Regions from separate parts of the Homo sapiens genome. Here region 2 is linked to region 1. Evidence: read pairs that join two places in POLR2A ChIA-PET (ENCODE). Cell type or tissue: endothelial cell of umbilical vein. All regions are shown on one strand. Links, peaks and the distances in the headings refer to the core of each region. The heading gives the core; the rest is flanking DNA.

Evidence for each region. Peaks named below come from ENCODE experiments on the same cell type or tissue, not always from the same donor. Only the 100,000 strongest peaks of a DNase experiment are listed, where the experiment ranks them.
Region 2: POLR2A ChIA-PET joins it to region 1 with 5 read pairs; 1 of 35 experiments calls an interaction of 5 or more read pairs at or near these places.

What each region holds. Positions count from the first base shown.
Region 1 is chr1:67,919,189-67,924,569 of GRCh38, forward strand. All of the region lies in intron 1 of GNG12-AS1 (GNG12, DIRAS3 and WLS antisense RNA 1), which reads left to right. Among named protein-coding and RNA genes, the nearest start is that of GNG12, 88 kb to the left of the region's middle. In endothelial cell of umbilical vein, for the core only: no CTCF peak of the experiment used is centred there; a DNase peak (open chromatin) is centred at 3,033.
Region 2 is chr1:67,852,888-67,858,268 of GRCh38, forward strand. The region is part of intron 1 of GNG12-AS1 (GNG12, DIRAS3 and WLS antisense RNA 1); the gene reads left to right. Among named protein-coding and RNA genes, the nearest start is that of GNG12, 22 kb to the left of the region's middle. In endothelial cell of umbilical vein, for the core only: a CTCF peak has its summit at 923 (motif pointing right); DNase peaks (open chromatin) are centred at 964, 2,754 and 3,244; H3K27ac peaks cover 2,056 bases.

The DNA.
Region 1 (5,381 bases), core at 106-5,105:
TTTCAGCAAGAGAAAGGAGTGGGGATAGACAAAACAATGACATGATTATTGAATTACCTTACTTTGAGGTATATTAAAAATATTTCACGGTAAGTTTTTTTTTTTTTCAACTAGCTCGGCCTTGTTAATGGAGAGATTTCAGTCGAAAGATAGAGGTAATAAATCAAGGCTTTTTCTCTAAAGCTCCAGGTCCTTGCCGAGCTCAGGGAATGGAGGTAAGAATCAATATCTGTGTCCTTATGACTAAGCCTCTCACCAACGGCTCCCCTAGGGGCTTGGTTTCTTCTTTTAGATTACAATAGCACTGACATTTTAGAAAAGAAAAATAGCCCCACAAAATACTTAACATGCTGGACTTGTTGCTGGCACACGCCCGGAGAGAATGGAGGAAACGATGGTTGCAGGCTGTGTCTCTCTAGAAGATAGTCTCTCCTTTTTTCCTTAGAATGTGAAAATCCTCTAAAACCCAGAAGAAAAATGATACTATCTGCAAAATTTGACCCACAGCAGGTCATGGCTGCTTTTTCTTCTTAAAGGAATAGCTAAATGTAATCGATGTGTATTTGTTTCTGGGGCTGCTCTGTGCTAGTTCACAATCAGCCAGGGTACAAGGGTAACATTTGCTGCCCCTCCATCTGTTTTCTTGTAGCTAAGACCAGGGCTTGGAAGTTTCAGGGCAGGCACAGCCATGAGAGAAACAATTTCCATGCTGAGCAGATTACCTGTAAGTGCCTCTCAGCCTCAGCAGCAGGGCTGATTTTCTTCCTCCTGATTACAGTGTTTTGGCTTTTAGAGGAAATTAGAACCAGGAAGTACTATATTCTCTGTGAAAATGATAAAAGCAGTTTTTTCTGCCTGTGGCGCTAGAAATATAATATGGCAAAATGCTTATGATGAATGAAATGAATGCGGTTGCTCATGCATAGAAACCCATATGCCCATGTAAAATCAGCGATGTGTATGCATATTAAGACATTACATTTATTTTGACAAACACTTTTTAAAAAAATTTTATTTACCTTTTAAGTTCCGGGGTACTCGTGCAGGTTTGTTACATAGGTGAACTTGTGTCATGGGGGTTTGTTGTACAGATTATTTCATCACACAGGTATTAAGCCTAGTATCCACTAGTTATTTTCCTGATCCTCTCCCTCCTCCTACCCTCTTCCCTCCGTTAGGCTCCAGTGTGTGTTGTTCCCCTCTATGTGTCCATGTGTTCTCATCATTCAGCTCCCACTTATAAGTGAGAACATGCTGGTATTTGGTTTTCTGTTACTGCGTTAGTTTGCTAAGGACAATGGCCTCTAGCTCCATCATGTCCCCGCAAAGGACATGATCTCGTTCTGTTTTATGGCTGCATAATATATTCCATGGTGTATATGTACCACATTTTCTTTATCCAGTCTACCATTAATGGGCATTTAGGTTGATTCCATGTCTTTCCTACTGTGAATAGTGCTGCAGTGAACATACATGTGTGTGTGTCTTTATAATAGAACAATTTATATTCCTTTTGGTATATACCCAATGATGAAATTGCTGGGTTGAATGATATTTCTGCTTCTATGTCTTTGAGGAATCACCACGCTGTCTTCCACAATGGTTGAACTAATTTACATTCTCACCAACAGTGTATAAGCATTCCTTTTTCTCTGCAACCTCACTAGCATCTGTTATGTTTTGACTTTTTAATAATAGCCATTCTGGCTAGTGTGAGATAGTATCGCATTGTAGTTATGATTTGCATTACTCTAATGATCAGTGATGTTGAGTATGCTTATTGGCTGCATAGGTGTCTTCTTTTGAAAAGTGTCTGTTCATATCTTTTGCCCGCTTTTTAATGGGGTTGGACAAACACTTCTTGAATACTAATTTACTCTGAGTGTTGCCTGAAATACTGAGGAAGAAAACCTGATTCTTATTCTCAGGGAGCTGAACATGTGCTCTCAGTTCTTATTCTTCAAAGGTCAGTGCCACAGAATATCAGAAAATTCAAGTTTACCTTTTCCCTGAGGGACACTCTGTGCCTCCCCCATCCAAGTCTTTATTGCCATATATAACATCCCTTACTGGTAAGTGCATTGACAGGCGGTTCTGGCCAAGGTCAAAGAATCATCTGGAAGAAGATTGCCCCAAGTGTCTTTGACAGAAGGCCAGGCCTGACAGCTGCTTCTTGAAGAAAGTGTTTGGTTGATCTAATACATACTATTCCCTTCTCTTTGAGATCCACGTGGCTTACTAGCACTTCCATGTCATTCAGATTTTCTACAATAAAGAAAAACATTCGACCTAGTGTTTCCCAGACTTATTTGACCTCAGAAGCCTTGCCCAAATAACTCTTTTATTTGTGTTTCATGGAACATCCTTTGGGCAATGTCAATCCAGAGGCATCTTGAACCATTGGAATTTTTGGCTCTGGTCTGAATTAAACAGACTAGGAATGTGCCCAAATAGGAACTACTTTTGTCACCTTCTTTGATTTTTGACTTGCTTAAGGCTAAAATCTAAGAGACTGAAAAGCTTATAAGATCTTTTTAATGAGTATCTTGTTATTTAGCTTTATCCAAGTTAAAAATCCATGCTTAACTTACCTAAAGCTCTGTTTCAAAGTGCATTGAATGTTAGAGTTGAGAAACTTAAGGCAGGACCATTCACTGTATTGCATAATTCCTTGCGCAGCCTGTGAGGTGGTTTCCAGGCATGTATTCATAATGTGAACAATGTTCCCTGGCTTTGTGTGACACAGACAACCTGAAGATTTCCTATACATCAGAAGGCTGTGCCCATGAGTGAAAGGAAGCTGATTAATTTACCTTTGAATCGCTATTGTGTAATACAGTGTCTATTGCATAGTAGGAACTTGATAAATGAATGAATAGATTAAGGGATAGTCTAGCTTCAGGTATCATGCTCATTCATTTTTTTCTTCAGGGAAACCAAGAGGTTGATGGGGTTCAGGACACACTGAACCACAGAATATGGTACTTTGGCATATTGAATATTTTAAGCTGAAGGAATTTGAGAAACAGCAGGTGCAGGAAGAACTCTCTGACCTTCCCCTGAAGCAGCCGTAAGAGCCTCATGTGGGAGATGCCCTTTCATGACTTGGAGGAAAGGAGCCTTCTTATCTCTGAAGACAGAGGGATACTGAGAGGAATCTGAATGAACAGGCCCTGCCAAGTTTGCCCCAGTTTACTATACGTAGCTCATACCTTTGTCCTATCACATTCTTCCATGACTGTCCTCTCCATCAAACCTAGAATGTCAATGTTCAGTTTTAAGCTGTTAAAAGAAAATCTTCAGACAAATTTAACAGAGTTTAATTGAGCAACTAGTTAAAACTAGTTTTAAAATTGTTGGTAAAATAGGCCAGGCACAGTGGCTCATGCCCGTAATCCCAGTACTTTGGGAGGCCGAGGTGGGTGGATCAGTTGAGGTCAGGATTTCAAGACCGGCCTGGCCAACATGGTGAAACCCCGTCTCTACTTAAAAAAAAAAAAAAAATACAAAAAATTAGCCAGGCGTGGTGGTGCACACTTGTAATCCCAGCTACTAGGGAGGCCGAGGGAGGAGAATCACTTGAACCTGAGGGTTGCGGTGAGCCGAGATTGCACCACTGCACTCCAACCTGGGTGACAGAATGAGACTCTGTCTCAAAAAAAAAAAAAAAAGGTAACATAAAATAGGATATATGCATGGAGAAACCTTTAGGCCGAACTTAACATATGTAAGGAGGTAGTTTTGAGCTAAACTTGATATAACAATTTCCCCATTGTAGATATTAATGTCACTCTGTCACCATCACAAATGGACTTATATGGTCTCAACTCCCTCTGGGTAATAACAGAACAGTGGGTTTTGTAAGGTGGGAACAAGGAAACAGAACAATAGAAAAAACTAGTTAATATCAGGCTACTTCAGGTTACTTTTTTATAAGAGAGCAGAAAAAAACTTCCTTATTATGTTGAAATCTTCTGTTTTCAGAGAAAACAAAACTAGTCTGTTTTAGGATCTATCTGCTTCCTTAAAATTTCGATTTGATTATATGGCATTTAGCAAGAGTGACTCCATTTTGTTTAGGTCTGCTTTGTTAGGGCCTAATGCATGAACTCAATCCAAAAAAATGGCCTGCCATAATTTTGTTTAACAATTCCCCCCTTTTGGTCAGGTTCTCACCTAGATGTGGGTGTGACAGACTTAGGGCTTTAGCACTACTCTCAGTTACCATCATTTTGAGTTTCCAGTCAACATGTCATTTATAGGTTACAGGGTCCATCCACAAGATCATGTATTTCTTTGAGTTTTTGCTGTTCCAGTCAAAAGAGACTATTTGGTATTCTATGGATGGCTGCATGGATACATTTCAAACTTTTGAGAGAATACAGCATATCAGGGAGACTACCATTATGACTATCAGGAGGATAATAACAATAGTTTGGAGTATGCTCCTTAGCCAGGGTCTCCATGAACCAAACCAACTAAAGTCAAATAGATCAAAGAATGAGCCAGATAAAAAGTTTACTTGTTTTAATCAAGCAGCTTGTTTGTTAATCTCCTATACTTGTTTTAATCAAGCAACTTGTTTGTTAATTTCCTACAACTGAGTCTGCATAATACCTGATATATTACTCCTCCATGTACAACAGAAGTGTTGGCAACTACACAGATATTTCTCTGTTTGGCCAGTAGACAATCTAGAGCAATTTTATTATCTACTACAACTTTAGCAAGAGAATTTAAAGAAATCTGTTGTGCAACCATAGCCTTTGCAGTAGAATCTGCTCTACTGCATATTATGAGGGATAAATTTCTAACCATTGCCTCATTTATATTTATTCCAAGCCACGGCAAAAGGGATCAAAAAATGATGCCCACTCAGAAGGACGAAGGTCTCCTGGAAATGTTCTCTTTAACTTATTATATAGGTTAAGAGGAGTGGACAAATGTTCTGTCTAGCTATGAAACAACAAAAATACCATTCAAATTCCTAGCCCACATTGGTCCTTCATCTACCATCCATCAAGACATAAGGTTGCCCATGTATAAGGTTGACTCTCAAGTCCTCCACAAATAAAAGTGTACCCCATGGGCGTACACAAGGTCCCCTTTTCAGTTCAGTTGCTCATAGGGGCAGAAGAAAGGAAAAATTAAGAGAGGTAAGAGTTTGATGATGGCAGAGAAATCTTGATCTGGGAAAGCTGGCCATATCTAAGATGCCATTGCTTCTGGGGAGAAATGATTTGTTTTACTGTAAGATTTCCAATGTGTTTACAGTTTCAAGAGTCTGGAGGGGTCCTTCTAAGTTGTGAGATTACAGACCCAAGGTTTGAGGTCCTGAAGTTTTGCTGCAGTGTGGGTGGCAAGGGTGGTCATTTTCTTAT
Region 2 (5,381 bases), core at 235-5,234, 66 kb before region 1:
GCTGTTTCCTGAATGAGAAGACTATGGGTCAGGCAGGTTTGGCAGAGGTAAGTGGAGGAAGAGATTTAGACATAAGTTTGAACTTTAAGTTAGACATCTCCATGGAGATGTTGAGACTTCAGTTGGATACACGAGTCTGGGGTTCAGTGTAGGGGTTCTGGCTGGATAAATAAAGTTGGCCATCTTCAGTATGCCGATATTTAAAACCTTGAGATTGGAGGCACTCACCAAGGGAGCAAGTACAGATAAAGTGGGAGTCTGAGGCCTGAGCCCTGGGGCCCTCCAGGACTTAAGGGTGGGGAAATGAAGGCAGGATGCATCAAAGAGAAGGAACAACTGGCGAAGGAGGAGAAACCATGAGGACATGATTTCCCCAGAGCTGCATGAAGAGAGTGTTTCACAGAGAGGGAGTGATCAACTGTGTCAAAAGCTGTTGATGTTTTATGTAAAATGAGGACTGAAAATGAGCAACTGGATTTAGCCAAGTAGCCCCAGTTATTCTATCCCGTAGCAGTCTTTTCTTCATTGACAGTATCTGGATTTTTCCCTCCCTCCCTCCCTCTCTCTTTTCTTCCTTCCCTTCCCTTCCCTTCCCTTCCTTCTCTCTTTCTCTCTTTATCTCTCTTTTTGTTTCTCATTTGCCTCTTTCACTGGATAGTAACAGTAACCCCTATAAGAACGGGGACCATGACTGTTGGGGGTATAGTGGCTGGCACATATTAGGAGTATGTTATGCAATTTATCTCTTTTGGTTTCTGTTTTGACCACATATTGTCCATTTCCCTTTCTCACCTTCCTAATGTTCCAAATCACTTTGGGGAATTTCCTCTCTTCTGTTGTGTGTGGTCTTGATGGGATGGCAAATTCTGTGTTTGCCTCCTACTGTGGAAGCCAAAGCAAGCAGATGCTGCCCCAGACCCCTACACCAGGGGGCAGGCTGCGTCCATCAGAGGCTCCTGAGTTATCCATGGACAAGAGAATGAGTTGAATCCCAGCATCTCTGTCCTCACCAGAGAGCCCTCCTGGTGAGAGCTGTTGCCATGGTTTCCATTTCCCAGGCCTTGGTGCTCCCCTGCTTCCTGCCATCACCAAGCCTGCTGCTCCAGCCCCTGTTTCTCTGAGCTCCCAGTATCCTTCCAGTAAATCCTCTTTCGCTTATGTTAACCAGAGCCAGTTACTATTCCTTTCAACTTAAAAAGTTCCCAACACCTAAGCACTCAATACACAATACTCAATACACATTTGCTGAATGAATGAAAAAGTATGGTTTTCATTTCATGAATGGCGAGTCTGAAGTTCAGAGAGGCTTACCACATGTCTAAGACCACATACCTTCCATCAATTCTTCTATGCTCCCTTTTCACATTCTCAGATCTCTGAAATCAGGATGCTTTTTACAATTGGCAGTGTCTTACAATCAAGTGGAAGTATTTTTCTGTTTTTAGTGGTATATAAAATAATGTATCTTATATTAGCTTAGATTCAATGAAATATGGTAGTCAGTATTGAAGTCAAAATTGAAACATATTTCAAAAGTCTGTACATCTTCGCTTTTCAAGGAGTTTATTATCTAGTTGGAGAAAAAAATAAGTAGGAAAACTCCACAAATCTTTCTCAAATACAGAGTAGGGTTTCATGAACACTGAGTGGAGGCCCTCACTAAAGCTGCAGGGGTACATGACTCTGAAGGGCTGAGTGGAGGAGCCACAGCGTGGGCATTTATGTTGATCTCAGCAAGAAAGATTTGGATGGATGGAAATATGAGAAGAATGGAGAGGAGGGAGGACTAGGTTCTAGACGATGGCAACCCTGCCGACTCTTAAATGCAGGTCTGAGCCACAAGGCTGAGTTTGGTGGAGATGGTTGCTTGGTGTCTCCCCTCTGACTCTTTCCCTTCTCCTTCTCCATGGTAAATTATTCTTCCAATTCTCCCTGTGTTCACCATTATAACTGTTTTCTGCTGCAATCTTTTTCTGGAAAGTTCCCCCCTTCCTACCTCCTGCCCATTCCTCCCAATCAGTTCAGCTCTTGTGTGTGCTGGACAGAAATCCCTCTTGGCAGCCTAGGCAACATAGCAAGACCCCCAACTCTATATATTTTTTTAAATTAGCCAGCATGATAATGCACACCTATAGTCTTATCTACTCTGGAGGCTGAGGTGGGAGGATCACTTGAGCCCAGAAGTTAAAGGCTGCAGTGAGCTATGATGGCACCACTGCATTCTAGCCTGGGTGACGGAGCAAGACCCTGTCTCAAAACAAGCAAACAAATAAAAAAGAAATTACTCTGGGATCCAGAAATAAGGGAAAATGTATTTCAGGGGGAGGAACAGCAATAAGCATGGAGGTGCAATGCATGATGTATGTGAGGAAGAGTGCCTGAATACCATGAAAGGGTAGGCTGGGAAGAGGGGTTTACTCATTCATTCAGGGAATGTTTGAGTATACACCAGGTACTGCTCTAGGCACTGGGGATAGAGTAGTGAAATAAAAATTATGTTTCTACCTTACAAGGCTTACATTCTAATAAGAGGAGATAAGCCATAAGCAAATAAATGTTTAAATACATATGTATATACACCTATGGAAAAAATGTCAGATGGTATAAAAGCAAAGAAGAAAAATGTGAAAAGGGTTAAAGAAGCAAGAGAGTTGGGGTGCGAGCTGCTCATTCAAATAGAAGGGCCAGGAAAGTCTTTTTTGTTAAGATAACATGTCAACAGGGAACTGAAAAAGTGAGTCAGAGTCTTTTGAATCTTCCGGTGGAAAGTGTTCCAGGGCGAGGGCACAGGAGATGCAAGGGTCTGGATGGGGGGTTGTGTTTGGCAGGTTTAAGGAATAGTATGTCTACCGTGGAGTGAGTGGGGACAACAGAGTGGCAAATGCATATGTGGTGGGGAGGTTAGCCAGGCCAGAACAGGTAGGCCTTGTTAGCATTGCAAGGATTTAAATTTTATTCCAAGAGGATGCAAAGCCTGTGGAGAAATTTGAGTGAAAGAAAAGGAATGAGAGATAGATGGGGCCTAATCCTTGTGAAGCTGCAATGCTGTCCCAAATAGTTTGAATCCGATTCTCCTATGTTCCCAGAATTTTCATTTCTGAATCATTTAAATTGAGCAGGAAATCTGTTCTAATGAATAAATATGTTTTGTTTTTTTTTTTTTTGAACACGGAGAGGCCTCCGCTTAGAACAGATGTAATGAAGTCATAGTTTGTTTTGACAGAAAGAGGCTATGGAAGGTTACACTTCCTCCACTCTGCCTTTGGTTGTCAAGGAGATACCCCTGGAAGCCTCTTCTTTTGTAGCTAAATGTCACTGTATAGCACTTAGATTTTTCATGTTCTCCTTTTATTATGTTATTGTAAAGTTCTCTGTGTAATTTTGCTCAGGAGTTAACAATTTCATCACTGATGAGTCTGTTCATTGCAAACTACCTTTTCTGGCATTCTGATTGTCTTTCTCCATCCAGAGGCTGGCTTCCGGGAGGGGCATGCACCTGAAAACTCATCAAACCTGTCTTTAGAAAGGTCCTGAGGGTCAGACAGGCTGAAAAAGGCAGATTAATTCTGAGAAGCTGATGGGAAAATGTGAACTGATGGATCAAACTACAGAAAGATACATGGTGCTGGGTTGCTTTTTGTGGAGAGCATTATTTCAGCTGCTGACCAATCAGGGTGGATGTTGCTATATTCAGTTTACAGAGGGGAAAACTGAGATGCGGTGGTAGGAGACTTACTCATGTAGTTACGGTAGCCCTGGAACAAGCATCTTCTAGTTTTTAGTGTGCTTTCTACAACACTGTGTTTTTTCAAAGATATAAGCTGGAGATGATAGGTTAGTTAATTAATTCATTCAACATGCCTTTTTATTGAGTGCCTTCTGTGGGCTGGGCACTGTTCAAGACACTGGGAATACTGAGGCAAAGAGATGAGCTCCTCATCCTGTTCACACTCCTCCCGTGCCCAAGTAGACATTACTTTTGACTGTCAGCTGGATATAGATGTAGAATTTATTATAGATCAAGGTTGGCCCTTTAGATGAAAATCTGCTATCCCCGGCTTAGGCATACATGGTTCAGAGATCAAAAAAGCTAAATCTGAATCAGTTCTCTCTGAAAGGAAGTTAAGGTTTTTCAATAAGCTCCAGACTAAAAGACCCGGGAAGACCGATATACACGTTAAGTTGGCCATGGATATTGTTGGCCAGGGATCAGCCTCTTTCCAAAGTGTTTCACAACTGATTAAACAATTCTGATGAGTGAAATGTGTTTCTCCCAGGTTTTGAAATCATGTGCTTTAAATTATTACATCTCTATGCTGTTGTGTGCAATTAAGAGTAAACAATGCATCCTGCTATCACCTCTTTTCAGCACAAGGGAGGAAACAGGTTGATTTCTTTGGACTTTGTGGATTGCTTGCCCACAGTAGCAATACTCCCTTCTTTTGATGGGAGATCTTTAGGGTTTCCATCTGCTAGCAATGTGCATTAATAAACATTTTTAACTGAGGAGAGGGTGATGGAGTTTTTATATCTAAATGTCTTTCTGAAAGCTCTGTCGGTAACCACCACATTTAAAGAGAGTTATACTATTTGTATTCCTGTCTGCACATCTTAATTATTCAAGTCTTCCAGGGCTTACCTAAATTAGACAAAGAGGAAATTAGTAAGATGTATTATAATGTTTAGACAGATCAAATGAAAATGTGTCAGATACAAATAGCTCACACTGCATTATCTGATTTTGTCCACAGCCTTTGCTTTTTAGTTAGGAATGTCTGGATATATGTGTTATCAAGAGAAGCTTGTCTCCTCTCTGCTGTGCTGTTTCTTTAGTGGTCCCTTTAGTCATTTAATACAGGGCTATAGGCACTCATTATTCTGGCTTTGGGACATGTCTGACTTTTGTCGATTGCGATTGCGGGAACTTGGGAAACTGATCTGCAGGAAGATGGCAGTTGATTTGCATAAGACCCCCAGGCATTTTGACACAAGGGACCAATATTCCAAACTATTCCCTGAGGTCTGGTTAGGTAAAGCTTCTGAGAAAGGTTGAAGGGCTCCGTTTAAAACCAGGGCAAGGAAGGCCTATGAGGTTCCTAAAATAAAAATCAACCTCAAGGTAGCCATATCTAGGCTGATGATATGGGATCAAAACCTTAAAATGTGTGAGGTAGGGCTGGTTCTGACACAATGCATCATTCATATCACTATCCCTTCTGGACACAGTGAAAAGAATGAAGGGAAGAATTTCTGAGAATGAGAGTATCATCTGAAAGACTTGCAACCTCAGAGTCCAGGTGAAGAGGTGAGCGGGTAGAACTAGTCCCTTACAATGACACCAGGCAAAAGACATGCAGCCCTGGATCCATTGAAGCACTTCT